Linked DNA regions of Homo sapiens: region 1 is linked to region 2. Evidence: read pairs that join two places in POLR2A ChIA-PET (ENCODE). Cell type or tissue: PC-9. All regions are shown on one strand. Links, peaks and the distances in the headings refer to the core of each region. The heading gives the core; the rest is flanking DNA. Region 1 overlaps LOC107985189 (a long non-coding RNA gene). Region 2 holds the start of LOC105378911 (a long non-coding RNA gene).

The links. Peaks named below come from ENCODE experiments on the same cell type or tissue, not always from the same donor. Only the 100,000 strongest peaks of a DNase experiment are listed, where the experiment ranks them.
Region 1: POLR2A ChIA-PET joins it to region 2 with 8 read pairs; 2 of 35 experiments call an interaction of 5 or more read pairs at or near these places.

What each region holds. Positions count from the first base shown.
Region 1 is chr1:112,978,622-112,985,923 of GRCh38, forward strand. It overlaps LOC107985189 (a long non-coding RNA gene), which reads right to left. Exons shown (of 2, transcript XR_001738193.2): 1 at 4,287-7,302; 2 at 1-307. Among named protein-coding and RNA genes, the nearest start is that of SLC16A1-AS1, 26 kb to the left of the region's middle. In PC-9, for the core only: no CTCF peak of the experiment used is centred there; no DNase peak of the experiment used is centred there.
Region 2 is chr1:112,864,035-112,871,127 of GRCh38, forward strand. All of the region lies in intron 1 of LINC01357 (long intergenic non-protein coding RNA 1357), which reads left to right. LOC105378911 (a long non-coding RNA gene) reads right to left here and starts at 4,350. Exons shown (of 3, transcript XR_001738192.2): 1 at 4,254-4,350. RefSeq lists enhancers at 765-1,274, 1,787-2,296 and silencers at 1,519-1,719, 5,313-5,607. In PC-9, for the core only: no CTCF peak of the experiment used is centred there; a DNase peak (open chromatin) is centred at 2,277; H3K27ac peaks cover 2,885 bases.

The sequences.
Region 1 (7,302 bases), core at 2,077-6,076, 120 kb after region 2:
AGAGAGCTATTTTATTTTAAGCATCTGTGATGAGTGATGGAGCATTTCACACACAACAAGGATGAAAAGAGGGAGGGTTTGTCAGATGAAATCATAGAATATTCAACTGGAGGGTGGGTTAGAAATAATTTAATTCAACTTCCTTTGTTTTATATATGAAAAGATTCAAGTTTATCCAAGGCCACACAGGTAATGTTTAGAATCCAGAATAACAATTGGATTTTCTACTTTCCAGGATCTTTAGCTCATCTTTCTTCCTTTCTATTTATGTATAATGCAGGAGCTGGCAAGTAGAGCTCTTTTAAGTCTGAAAAAAGAGATAGAAAATGTTTAGGATAAAGAGAAAGAGAAAAGCTATATCTTAAATAGCATGGTGACATGGCTTTTCTTTTCTTTTTTTTTTTTGGAGACAGGGTCTCGCTCTGTCGCTCACGCTGGAGTGCAGTGGCATGATCATACCCCACTGTAACCTCAAACTCCTAGGCTCAAGCAGTTCTCCCACTTCAACCTTCTGCGGGGCTAGGACTACAGGAAGACACCACCATGCCCAGCTAATTTTTAAAATTTTTTGTAGATAAGGGGACTCACTATGTTTCCCAGGCTTGTCTTGAACTCATAACCTCAATGAATCTTCTTGCCTCGGCCTCCTGAAACATTGGAATTGCAGGCGGGAGCCACTCTGCCCACAGCCTCTTCCTATTTTTGAATTGGCATTTGCCAAAAAAAATAAAATAAAATAAAATGAAAAAACCCCACCATGCACACACTTTGTAGTTGTCTTCAGAATAGCATGTTTTAAATAAAACCTCTAAATAAAACTTCATAGTGTTGATTTAAATATCCCTTTCTTTCAAACATCATCCTTTTTTCCCCAGTGTTAATTTCCCTGAAGGCCACAGTCTGATTACAAGAAGTAAAAATGGTCCAGGAACGGTGGCTCGTGCCTGTAAATCCCAGCAATTTGGGAGGCCGAGGCTGGTGGATCATGAGGTCAGGACTTTGAGTCCAGCCTGACCAACATGGTGAAATCCCGTCCCCACTAAAAATACAAAAATTAGCTAGGTATGGTGGCGCATGTCTGTAATCCCAGCTACTCGGGAGGTTGAGGCAGGAGAATTGCTTGAACCCAGGAGGAGGAGGTTGCAGTGAGCTGAGATTGCACCACTGCACTCCAGCCTGGGCAACAGAGCCAGACTCCATCTCAGAAAAAAAAAAGAAAAGAAAAGGAAGTAAAAATTAAAATTAACTTCCCACAGGCCTGGCTAAAGTATGGGTTATTGATGGCTGATGTTAGAAATGTTTGATGTAATTTTGATTAACAAACAAAATGTCGTTGTCAAAAAATGGTATACATCTTTGTGTTAGAAAGCTAACATCATGTACATTTTTGTTCATATATTTAGACATTAAACTAATTTTTTTTTTGAGATGGAGTTTCACTCTGGTTGCCAAGGCTGGAGTGCAAAGGTGCGATCTTGGCTCACTGCAACCTCTGCCTCCCAGGTTCAAGAGATTCTCCTGCCTCAGCCTCCCGAGTCCTGGGATTACAGGCACACACCACCACGCCTGGCTAATTTTTGGATTTATTTAGTAGAAACGCGGTTTCACCATGTTGGCCAGGCTGGTTCTCCAACTCCTGACCTTAAGTGACGCACCTGCCTCGGCCTCCCAAAGTGCTGGGATCACAGGTGTGAACCACCACGCTTGGCCTGTTCAACCAGTTATTTATTGAGCTCCTACCATGAGGCTGATTCTGTGCTATCCCTGGATATAAAATGGAAATTGAAACAGACCTAAACCCTGACCTTGGAGTTCAGTCTAGTATATAATAGTCTCTACGAAATTATACATATAAGTCAGGAATCGTATCTTATTCATCAGTACAATGAATATAGTAGGTTTTCTTTGAATATTTGTAGACTAAATGAATGGATTTTACCAGACGTTACCTTGCCATAAACTAAGAAATAGTTACTATTACTCCAGACATATATGTACTTATGGAGGTTTGAGAAATAATGTGGACTAAGAAGCCCTTATATAGCCTCACCCAACTTTAGCATGCTCCTTCCAGAGCCAACCCATCATTCAAATAATCCAAAATTCTGTCTAATATCTGGTTATGAACAGATTCCTGAGACAAAACAAAATGTGGCCACCTATTAATAAAGCAAACAGTCTTGGTGTTCAGACACTGCTGCCGTTTAGTTCAGAACAGATTATTGTCATTATTATAATTTTGTTTATTAAAAAGAAAACTCTTGGCAGCCGAGCGCGGTGGCTCACGCCTGTAATCCCAGCACTTTGGGAGGCCAAGGCTGGTGGCTCACGAGGTCAGGAGATCGAGACCATCCTGGCTAACACGGTGAAACCCCGTCTGTACTAAAAATAAAAAAAATTAGCCGGCCTTGGTGGTGGGTGCCTGTAGTCCCAGCTACTTGGGAGGCTGAGGCAGGAGAATGGCATGAACCCAGGAGGCAGAGCTTGCAGTGAGCAGAGATCGAGCCATTGCACTCCAGCCTCGGTGACAGAATGAGACTCCATCTCAAAAAAAACAAGAAAAAGAAAAGAAAACTCTTTAGCTGGGCACGGTGGCTCATGCCTGTAATCCTAACACTTTGGGAGGCCAAGGCAGATGGATCACCTGAAGTCAGGAGTTAGAGACCAGCCTGGCCAACATGGCAAAACTTCATCTCTACTAAAAATACAAAAATGAGCTGGGCATCGATGTACATGCCTGTAATCCCAGCTACTCAGGAGGCTGAGGCAAGAGAATCGCTTGAACTCGTGAGGCAGTTGCAGTGAGATCGCACCACTGCACTCCAACCTGGGTGACAGAGCAAGATTCTGTCTCAAAAAAAAAAAAAAAAAGAAAACTCTGACATTTATTTTCCAATGGTTTTCATTACCATTGAGATAATTTGAGAAGTATTGGGATAATTTGGGGAAGTAATCTGAGAGATTATATGACCAAGCACTTTTGGAAGCAAGTAACAGATTTCAACACAAATACATAACAGAAATCTCTAAAGTAATACATTTTGAAATGAGGAACTGTATCAGGAACTTTTAAAGTTTTAGAGACAAGTCAGTATGCAACCTTATCTTTTCATTTGCTGGCATCTCAGTGAAATCAGGATCTGTGCTATCAAATCAAAGAAGCAAAAGCCTATAAGGACTTTCCTCTATCTCCCCTGTAAATAATAGATTTTTCTTTTTTTTTTTTTTTTTTGAGGCAGAGTTTTGTTCTTGTTGCCCAGGCTGGAGTGCAGTGGCACGATCTCAGCTCACTACAACCTCCGCCTCCCGGGTTCAAGCAATTCTCCCAAAGTGTTGGGATTATAGGCGTGAGCCACCACGCCCAGCCGTAAATAATGGATTTTTCCTACTTTAATTTACCTGGGGGAGTAAACACAATATGAAAGGGCAAAAACTTGACCTTCCCTAAATCTGATCTACCTAATTAAATGCTGGCCAGCTGCAGTGTCTCATGCCTGTAATCCTGGCACTTTGGGAGGCCCAGGCAGGCGGATCACTTGAGGCCAGGCCAGGAGTTTGAGACCAGCCTGGCCATCATGGCGAAACTCTGTCTCTGCTAAAAATACAAAAATTGGGAGGGATAGCATTAAGAGAAATACCTAATGTAAATGATGGGTTAATGGGTGCAGCACACCAACATGGCACATGTATACATATGTAACAAACCTGCACGTTGTGCACATGTACCCTAGAAATTAAAGTATAATAATAAAAAGAAATCTCACATATCAGAATATGTTACATTCTTTACAGGTACTAAGATTTCCTTTAATGGATTTTTGAAGTCATATTTATAAAAAGTTATTATATTAACCAGGGAGGAGATGAGTACTTAAGGCAAAAAAAGACATTTTTTTCTCTGAGTCAGCAATACTTGTCCTTAAATTTCCCATTGGAGGGCAAAGCCGATTTGAAATCTGTCTCCTTTTTGTCTCTTGGGATTGTTCTCACCTGAACAGAACATTACAGCATTTACTACAGGGCCAAATGAAAGACAGAAGTCAGAGAGTAACTCCTAGAAAATGGAATAAATTGTTCCTGAAGGTTAAAAAAAAAATACAAAAATTAACCAGGCATGTGGCCCACGCCTGTAATCCCAGCTACTCTTGGGAGGCTGAGGCAGGAGAATCACTTGAACTCAGGAGGTAGAGGTTGCAGAGATGGTGCCACTGTACTCCAGCCTGGGTGACAGAGTGAGACTCTGTCTCAAAAAAATAAAGGAAAATGAAAAATAAAGTGGTGCTTACCTAGGACCTCCAAAAGTTAGCCTCTATTTTGTCTTCCAAAGGTAAGAGAGTAGATTGTCCTCTGGGCTGATATAAATGGGGAAGACAGTACTGTATGTGACCTTGTGTTCTGACATGATTCTGGCATCTGTGCAGAATCTTTTTGGTAGCATGTGCTTTGTCACTTTCTAGCAAGCAGGGAGACTAGGCAGGCACCTAGGGCCTGAGAGTCAACCAGTCCACACGTTTCCAAACCATGAGGGTAGGAGAAAGGGGTCCCAATATTCTCAGCATTTGGGTAGTTACTACTCCGAGATGGGTTTTAAAGCCAGTTAATAAAAAGGCACCATGCCACCGGAAGAGATATGTGAGCTTGGATCTCAAAGGGTATGTACTCTGAAGCTGAAATCATAAACCAGAGCATCTGATGTGTGTCTCATACACAATGAGGGAGGAAGGACTGCTGACGGAAATGTCACACGCAGCTGCTTTTAGCACTTGGCTCTCACTGATGAAGCTTCCCTCTCTGCCACTACACACCACCCTCTTCCTACATGAGAGACCTTTAGGGCTCTTTAGTTCTCATCCTGAAAGCTGTGGGACAGATTATAAATTGATATCTTTTATATCAGTATAGCTCATGCTTGGTTGATGTGCCTGATGGGCTATAGGAGTGATTGACTCAGCTACTATTTTGGTGAGGAAAGAGAGTCTTCCTTAGAAAGAGAATTGTGTGCCTTGCCCTAAAAAGGTTAGGAATGCGGCCTATGGTCCTAATTAAGTGCCCTGTTAAACAGTGTCCCTTGAACAAGTCACTTTCTTCTTCTGCAACTTCTCCAGCTATATAATTAAGCATGTAATCCTGTGTGACTTCATAGTAGGGTTGTGAGGACAGGCTATTCCCACCGTCTGGAGTTGTCTTCCCCTCACTTTTCCATTGCCAAATAAATCGTCCTTATCTTTTGGAGTTAAGTTGAAACATCAATTTCTTGAGATTGTTTCAGATCCTACTTTTCTACTGCCCAAAACCCGTAGTTCCCCAGTCTGTCACTTTATAGCACCTGGCACTTCCCTTTTTGCAACCAATGTCACGCTTATTGTAATAGTTGTTCAATGTCTATCTTCCCAATTAGACTAGAAGTTTCATTAGCATAGAAATCCTATCTTTTGCACCTCGATTCTTAGCACAATCTTGGGCATTGTGCTTTGTACCTATTTGGATGATGAATGAAAGATGAATGATTACATCTCATAATCACTTTGAGATTCCTTTCTGAAAACTCCAATATTGAACTCTTTGTGCCTTTCTAAATATGCTGGTAAAACTGAGAACAGGTTTTTCTATTAGAGTGAAAAGGACTGCTGTTTATTGAATGTTTCCCCCTACCTCGCTACTCCTTACCTTTTCCTATTATGACAATCTTAAATTCTCTCCATGGCAAGCTGTTCCCAACTCCCTAAACAGTCATTTCTAGGAAGACTGCAGGCTGTTCATTTTGTTTTCTTTTTTGAGACAGGGTCTCACTGTGTGGCCCAGGCTGGAGTACAGTGGCGCGATCTCGGCTCACTGCAACCTCCGCCTCCTGGGTTCAAGCGATTCTTCTGCCTCAGCCTCCCGAGGAGCTGGGACTACAGGTGCGCACCACCACGCCCAGCTAATTTTTGTAATTTTAGTAGAGATGGGGTGTCACCATGTTGGCCAGGCTGGTCTCGAACTCCTGACCTTGTAATCTGCCCACCTTGGCCTCCCAACGTGCTGGGATTACAAGTGTGAGCCACCGTGCCCGGCCACAGGCTGTTTGTTTTTAAATGAAACAAAAAATCCAAACTGGCTTTTAGAATTAACTGTTGTCTTTCCTCACATTTTTGTCAATTTAAAGAACTGTTAAGCTCCTGTAAAAAAGATGTTATGTAATCTGTAACTACATTTGAGAATGTTAGTCAACTTCAAATAAATTCTTACCAAAATACCTTTTTCTTGTTAACACTAATTGTTGCTGAAATATTAACCTGAACTTGCATATCATTCTATCTGGCAACTTTTCAGAATAGATTCATACCAGCTTCACATGCCATTTATTAATTCATCAATTAATTGATTCAGTAATTATTAGTGAACACTAAATGTCAGGCACTTTTCTAGATGTTTGGGAATATCAGTAAATAAAACAGATTCTTGCCCTCAAGGAAATATTTATAGAACTGCTGTTGTATAAACAGTACTCATCAAATATTCCACTGCTCCCCTGCTTTTCCCAGCATCCCTTACAGTTAGGTTTGGATCATGTGATTACAGCAAGCTAATGGCCTATCAAGGAAATGACATGTATCATTTTTAGGCTGAGGAAGGTATAAGCTAATGTGCTCCCCAACCCTGTTATTACCTGTCACACAACCCCAGAGGTTAATATTCCACATGGTTCAGCCACAAGATATAATTTGAGTCATTTTGGTTACTGAGTCTCATAGTCCGTTTGTGCTGCTATAGCAACATACCTAAGACTAGATAATTTACAAATAATAGGAATTCGTTTCTCACAGTTCTGGAGTCTGCAAAGTCCAATATCAAGCCACTAGTAGATAATGCCTTGTTGCTGCATTTTTCAGAGGGTCTGAAATCTGTGTCCTTACATGGAGGAAGAGACAGAAGGGGCAAACCCACCCCCTCAAGTCCTCTTCTAAAGCACTGTGAGAGTGGAGCCCTCAGGGCCTACCCTCTGAAGGCCCTACCTCTTAAAGAGTGTTTCATTGTAGATTAAATTTCAATATGAGTTTTGGAGGAGACACAAACTGTAGAATTCCACCCCTGGCCCCCCAAAATATATGTCCTTCTTACTTACAAAATATAATCATTCCATCCCAATAACATCAAAAGTCTTAACTTGTTCCAGCATCAACTTTAGAGTCTGACTCTGAAGTCTCATCTAAATATCATCTTCATAACATTTGGATGTGACTCAAGGTACAATTCATCATGAGGCAAATTCCTCTCCCGTTGTGAGCCTGTGAAATCAAGTTATGTGCTTCCAAAATACAA
Region 2 (7,093 bases), core at 1-4,000:
ATGGGAACTCCATCTTGAAGTCAGCTGATCAAACGTACAGAGGTGTGGTCTTGTGACTAGTGGGAAGGAAGAGGTGTTCTTGTGGGACTGAGCCCTCAACCTGTGGTTTCTGAAGCTATTTCCAGGTAGATAATGTCAGAATTCAATTGAATTGGAGGACACGCAGCAGATATCTGCTGCAGAATTGATTGCTTGGTGTATGAGGAGAAACCAACACACATTTGGTCCCAGAAGAATCCTGGGTTGATTGTTGTGGTGTGAGAACAGTGGAAGAACATGGTTTGAGTTTTTCTACTATCCCAAGAGTCAGTGTAATCCCAATCAAAATCTTTTTTAAAAAATATTTTACAGAAAAAATTGACAAGCTGCTTCTAAAGTTCATATGAAAGGGAAAAATAAAAAAAACAACAACCCAAACTTAGAGTAGACAAAACAACTTGAAGACTATGAAGAAAGTTGGAGTCCATGAGTGGTGGCTAACGCCTGTAATCCCAGAACTTTAGGAGGCTGAGACAGGCAGATCACTTGAGGTCAGGAGTTCAAGACTAGCCTGTCCAACATAGTAAAACCCCGTCTCTACTAAAAATACAAAAAAAAAAAAAAAAAAAATTAGCCAGGCATGGTGGTGAGTGCCTGTAATCCTAGCCACCTGGGAGGCTGAGGCAGGATAATCACTTGAACTTGGGAGCGGAGGCTGCAATGAGCCAACATAGTACCACTGCACTCTAGCCGGGGCGAGACAGAGTGATACTCTGCCTCAAAAAAAAAAAAATATTGGAGAAGTGGTTCGTTTGCTGCCCATATCCTGACAGTAGGTTTGAGGGCATAGGCCAAGGGAAGCAGTACCAGAGGCTCAACATGATGAAAACAGCTGTCCAGCAAGAAAGACTGGAGCTTGGTTTTTGTTAATTTTTTTTTCTTTTGAGATGCAGTCCTGCTCTGTTGCCCAGGTTGGAGTGCCGTGGCACAATCTTGGCTCACTCCAACCTCCGCCTCCCAGGTTCAAGCGATCCTCCTGCCTCAGCCCCCAAGGAGCTGGGATTATAGGCATGCACCACCAAGCCCGGCTAATTTTTGTATTTTTAGTAGAGACAGGGTTTCGCCATGTTGGCCAGGCTGGTCTCAAACTCCTGACCTCAGGTGATCCACCCTCCTCGGCCTCCCAAAGTGCTGGGATTACAGGTGTAAGCCACCGTGCCTGGCCAGCCACCGCGCCTGGCCAGCCACCGCGCCCAGCCTTTTTTTTATTTTTTTATTTTTTTTTTGAGACAGAGTTTTGCTCTTGTTGCCCAGGCTGGAGTGCAATGGCGCAATCTCGGCTCACTGCAACCTCCACCTCACAGGCTCAAGCAATTCTCCTGCCTCAGCCTCCCGAGTAGCTGAGATTACAGGCATGCACCACCACGCCCATCTAATTTAGAATCTTTAGTAGGGACGGGGTTTCTCCATTTTGGTCAGGCTGGTCTCAAACTCCCGACCTCAGGTGATCCGCCCGCCTTGGCCTCCCAAAGTGCTGGGATTACAGGCATGAGCCACCGCACTCGGCCTTGTTAAACTTTTTTGTTAATTTTTTTTTTTTTTTTTTTTTTTGAGAGAAGTCTCGCTCTTATCTCCCAGGTTTGAGTGCAATGACTTGAGCTCGGCTCACTGCAACCTCCACCTCCCGGGTTCAAACGATTCTCCTGTATCTGCCCCCCAAGTAGCTGGGATTAAGTCACCTTCCACCACACCCAGCTAATTTTTGTATTTTTTAGTAGAGACAGGGTTTCACCATGTTGGCCAGGCTGGTCTTGAACTCCTGACCTCAGGTTATCTTCCCGCCTCGGCCTCCCAAAGTGCTGGGATTACAGGTGTCAGCCACTGCGCCCGGCCATTTTTTTTGTTAATTTTTAAGACATGATTAGAGCCAAAGAAGAGTTGGTGTAGAGATCAAGGTTTGGACAAGGGTGAGGCAAGTGAGGCTTTCATTCTCAAGGACCCATCTTGCGCTTATATGATCTTGAGAGTGTGTGCCTCCTAAAATTTTATGTTTCCTCACCTGAAGGTAATCCTGCCCCTTATGGGACTCAGAACATGACACCCCAAAATATGGCACCTTGGCAATTAAGAAAACTAAAGAAGCAAGATCACGTTGACCTCCCCCCGCTTTCTCATGCACAGTGCTTTCATAAAGGAATTATTTAACCTACCTCACCTGAAAGCAGGACATAAGACCCTCATTCCAGGCTGGCCCAGCCCCATACTCAGAGAAAAGGAATGCTACTCAGCAGAAAGGAATGCTACTCAGAGTGGCCAAGAACAATCTGAACAAACAGATCTTGTCATATTTCCCCTACTTCCCCTACCCCAGTTTATTACCATTAGATCATACCCTTTGTCCAGTCATGTTCTCCACAATCATCTACTTCTTTCAGCAGACTTAGCATTTAAAAAAACACAATTTTCCCTGGGTCTTTGGGTCTTCATTTCTGAAGGCTCTTATGTCTTATAAAACCTTGTTAAATTTGTTATGCTTTCCTCTTATTAATCTGCGTTTTGTTATGGGGTGTCATCTGTGAACCTAGCAATGGGTGAGGAAGACAATACTTTTTTCTCTCCTATGCCCTGATGGGGAACTCTCTAGACAGACAAATGAATAGCTGAGGCTTCTCATCACCCATATACCCACATTCTCTCTCTCTTTTTTTTTTTTTTTTTAAACAGAGTCTCCTTCTGTTGCCCAGGCTGGAGTACAGCCTGGGCTCACTGGATCCTCTGCCTCCTGGGTTCAAGTGATTCTCCTGCCTCAGTCTCTCAAGTAGGTGGGACTACAGGTGCATGCCACCAGGCCCGACTAATTTTTGTATTTTTAGTAGAGACGGGGTTTCACCATGATGGCCAGGTTGGCCTCGAACTCCTGACCTCAAGTGATCCTCCCACCTTAGCCTCCCAAAGTGCTAGGATTACAGGCGTGAGCCACCATGCCCGGCTGCACACTCTCTTACCTTTCCCACACCTTGAAATTTCCCTCACTGCCCACCCTAAATACAGTACCATGAGACGCAAATCTTAGATTAGATTTCAAAGGAAGGGCAGTGTCACTTAGTTCCACTAAGGCCTACCTGTATCCTCTGTGGCCTAGACTGGAGGTGGATATGGGGAGACTGATTTCCAAGATAGACATAGCTCTGTTATCTTCACTCCCTGAGTCCAAGCCCAGCTGAATACCTAAGTGGCTTCTCATTCTTTTTTTTTTTTTTTTTGAGACGGAGTCTTGCCCTGTCGCCCAGGCTGGAGTGCAGTGTCATGATCTTGGCTCACTGCAACCTCTGCCTCCCAGGTTCAAGCAATTCTCCTGCCTCAGCCTCTTGAGTAGCTGGGATTACAGGTATGTGCCACCCCACCTGGCTAATTTTTGTATTTTTAGTAGAGACAGGGTTTCACCATGTTGGCCGGGATGGTCTCGATCTCCTGACCTCGTGATCCACCTGTCTCGGCCTCCCAAAGTGCTGGGATTACAGATGTGAGCCACCACGCCCAGCCGTGGCTTCTCATTCTTATCCTTAGAGATTGCTGGCATCCCCGGCCTCTTACCACTCTTCCCATCCTTCCATCAGCTTAGACCACTCAAGTGCTTTCACTGCAAGTTCCCTTTATTGTCATCACTAGGCAGCTGCATTTTGATCTCAGAGCTAATAGATGAATCCACTTTCTTCAATATGGCCACTCTCTCAGCTGGGGTCTTCTTCCCTAATCTGTGTGTGTGTGTGTGTGTGTGTGTGTGTGTGTGTGTGTGTGTGTGTTTTGTTGGGTTTTTTTTTGAGACAAAGTCTCACTCTCTTGTCCAAGCTGGAGTGCAGTGGCACCATCTCAGCTCACTGCAACCTCCACTTCCCGGGTTCAAGCAATTCTCCTGCCTCAGCCTCCCAAGTAGCTGGGACTACAGGCACGCGCCACCACGCCCAGCTAATTTTTTTTTGTATTTTTAGTAGACACAGGGTTTCACTATGTTGACCATGCTGGTCTTGAACTCCTGACCTCCTGATCCGCCCACCTCAGCCTCCCAAAGTGCTGGGATTACTGGCGTGAGCCACCCTGCCCGGCCCTGAAATAAAAAAAAATAATTTTTTTTTTTTAAAAAGAGTTTGAGGCCTTGTGTACCTTGAGTTAAAGAGGCCTCTAAAGGAGAACCTGGGGGATTCCAAATCTGACAGCTACAATTTTGCACAAAGCCTTACTCAATGTTCTCCACTCATCACCCCCTTTCTTTTTACCTGCTTCCCTTGTCTTCTGCTCTTCTCCTCTCCTGGCGAGTTGGTGTTGGTTGTTGTCAGGAAGCCTCAGCTCCTCACAATGGGAACTCCCCAGAGGGCTCCTTGAATGTCCTCATGACATGGCGCCTAACTCCCACCAGAATGAGAGATCCAGGAGACAGTGAGAGGGAAGCCACCAAGCCTTTAGGTCCTAATCTCTAAAGTCACTGTAGGGGAGAAAATTAGCATCTTTATCTAGTATCACCCTAGGTTTGTGGCAGAGATCCCTATAACAAAATATTAAATACAAGAGAAAAGCATACAAATTTATTTAATAAGTTTTACATCATATGAGAGACTTAATAAGGAAATGAAGACCCAAAGAAACAGAAAAAAAACGGTATTTTTATGCTTAGGTTCGTGTAGAGTGGACTATCATACAGTATGATTGGACAAAAGTGGGTATGATCTAATAGAATGAGACCACCACTTCTCCTGTTGTCCTTCCCAGCTTCTCCCCAACCTCCCCTTTTCCCTAGTTTATAAGACAGGAGAAAAGGGAGAAAGCAAAAAGTTGGAAAGAAACAGAAATAAGATAAATAACTAGACGACCTTGGCGCCACCACCTGGCCCTGGTGGTTAAAAGAATAATAATAATAATAATAATATTAACCCCTGACCAAAACTACTAGTGTTATCTGTAAATTCCAGACATTGTATGTGAAAGCACTGTAAAACTTTTTGTTCTGTTAGCTGATGTATGTAGCCCCTAGTCACGTTCCTCACACTTACTTGATCTATTACGACCTTTTCACGTGGACCCCTTAGAGTTGTAAGCCCTTAAAAGGGCTAGGAATTTCTTTTTTGGGGAGCTCAGCTCTTAAGACGCGAGTCTGCTGACACTCCCAGCCCAATAAAAACCTCTTCCTTCTTTAATCCGGTGTCCTAGGAGTTTTGTCTGCGACTTGTCCTGCTACAGTAATGGTAACAAACTGGAGAGAACTTAACAAGGCCTGTTTATTCACAGCTTCTTGGCATCTCTGCGTCTTCATTCTTTTCTTCTGGGTATAGGAAGGAGGCCCTGCAAATAGGGTCTTATGACCTTATTTTGTAAGAAGGTCAGAGAATTCTTTTAGGGCCTGCTTCATGGGAGAAAGTCAGGGGAAGGTCAGAGAGACCTTCCCTGTTAAACCTTCCCCATAGTGTTAACAATAATTACATGCCAGGCTTTAGATAAAAGTATAGATTAAGCATTAGTCAGGTTGTCCTATGACTCATTTCCCTATAGCCTCTTATGGACCATGTAGGCCAGGACATAAACCATGAATTTACTTATTGTTCTTGTAGATAGGAACTTTGACTTTAGGAGCCTTACAACTTTTCATTTGAGATGTTTTTCAGAACTAACGCCAATGAGTCCAAAGACCACACCAAGGAACCAAGTCGGTCTGAGAATGCAGTTTCTTCAGCTGGGCGCGGTAGCTCACGCCTGTAATCCCAACACTTTGGGAGGCCAAGGCGGGCAGATCATGAGGTCAGGAGTTCGATACCAGCCTGGCCAACATGGTGAAACCCCGTCTCCCCTAAAAATACAAAAATTAGCTGGGCGTGGTGGTGTGCACTTGTAATCCCAGCTACTGGGGAGGCTGAGGCAGGAGAACGGCTTGAACCCAGGAGGCAGAGGTTGCAGTGAGCTAAGATCGTGTCACTGCACTCCAGCCTGGGTGACAAACAAGAATCTGTCTCAAAAAAAAAAAAATGCAGTTTCTTCACCTCCATCCTATGACATCACCCTTCACTCTTTGAACAATCGACACCTTGGCCCACTACTCGTCCAAACCCCTTAAGGTCTCTAGACCCAAACTCTTTGAAGAGGTGGTTTTGAGGTTTCTTCTCATCTCATTTGGTGGCCTTACAATTAAACCTCTTTCTCTGCTGCAACCTGGAGTCTTGGTGCATTGACTTTCTGCATATCAGGCAACACACCCAGCACAATCACCCCTGCACATGCTGTTTGTCCATTCAGTTCTTCAGCTTGAATTCTTTTTTTTTGAGATGGAGTTTCACTCTTGTTGCCCAGGCTGGAGTGCAATGGTGTGATCTTGGCTCACCGCAACCTCTGTCTACCGAGTTCAAGTGTTCTCCTGCTTCAGCCTCCTGCGTAGCTGGGATTACCGGCATGCGCCACCACGCTCAGCTAATTTTGTATTTTTAGTAGAGACGGTGTTTCTCCATGTTGGTCAGGCTGGTCTTGAACTCCCGACCTCAGGTGATCCACCCGCCTCAGCCTCCCAAAGTGCTGGGATTATAGGCGTGAGCCACCATGCCCAGCCGAATTATTTCACATGTCAAGGCACCATATTTTAGGGTAGTGCATCCTGCACTCCATCTGGAACACATGCCACATCCCTTCTGCTACATTCTACTGGTCAAAGCATCCCTTTTGCTACATGCCACTAGTCAAAGCAAGTTACAAAAGCAGGCCAGATCCAAAGGTTGAGGAAACAGAACCCCACCTCTGAGAAGCAGCAAATAATTTGTGACCATGTTTAATCTACCATAAAGAATTTGGCCAGGATCAGAGATGGTTGCCCACACTTTTGTCCTTTCTCTTACTGAACTGGAGTTTTGAAGAGGCCATCACGCGGTCTACCCCCTTTAGAAGGAGATCTGCAAAAGCTTTAAATGTTTGCCCTGAGCTCTCAGTTTCTCTGGTTTTTCCTTTTCCCATCTCTCTCTCTCTCTCTCTCTCTCTGAGCCCCACCCCACTTTCCCTGCTGCCCCATCCTCTGTAATTCAGCTACAGCCAAGCTGTAGCTTTTCCTGTCTAGCCCTACCCAACTCAGGGACCCATTCTTCTC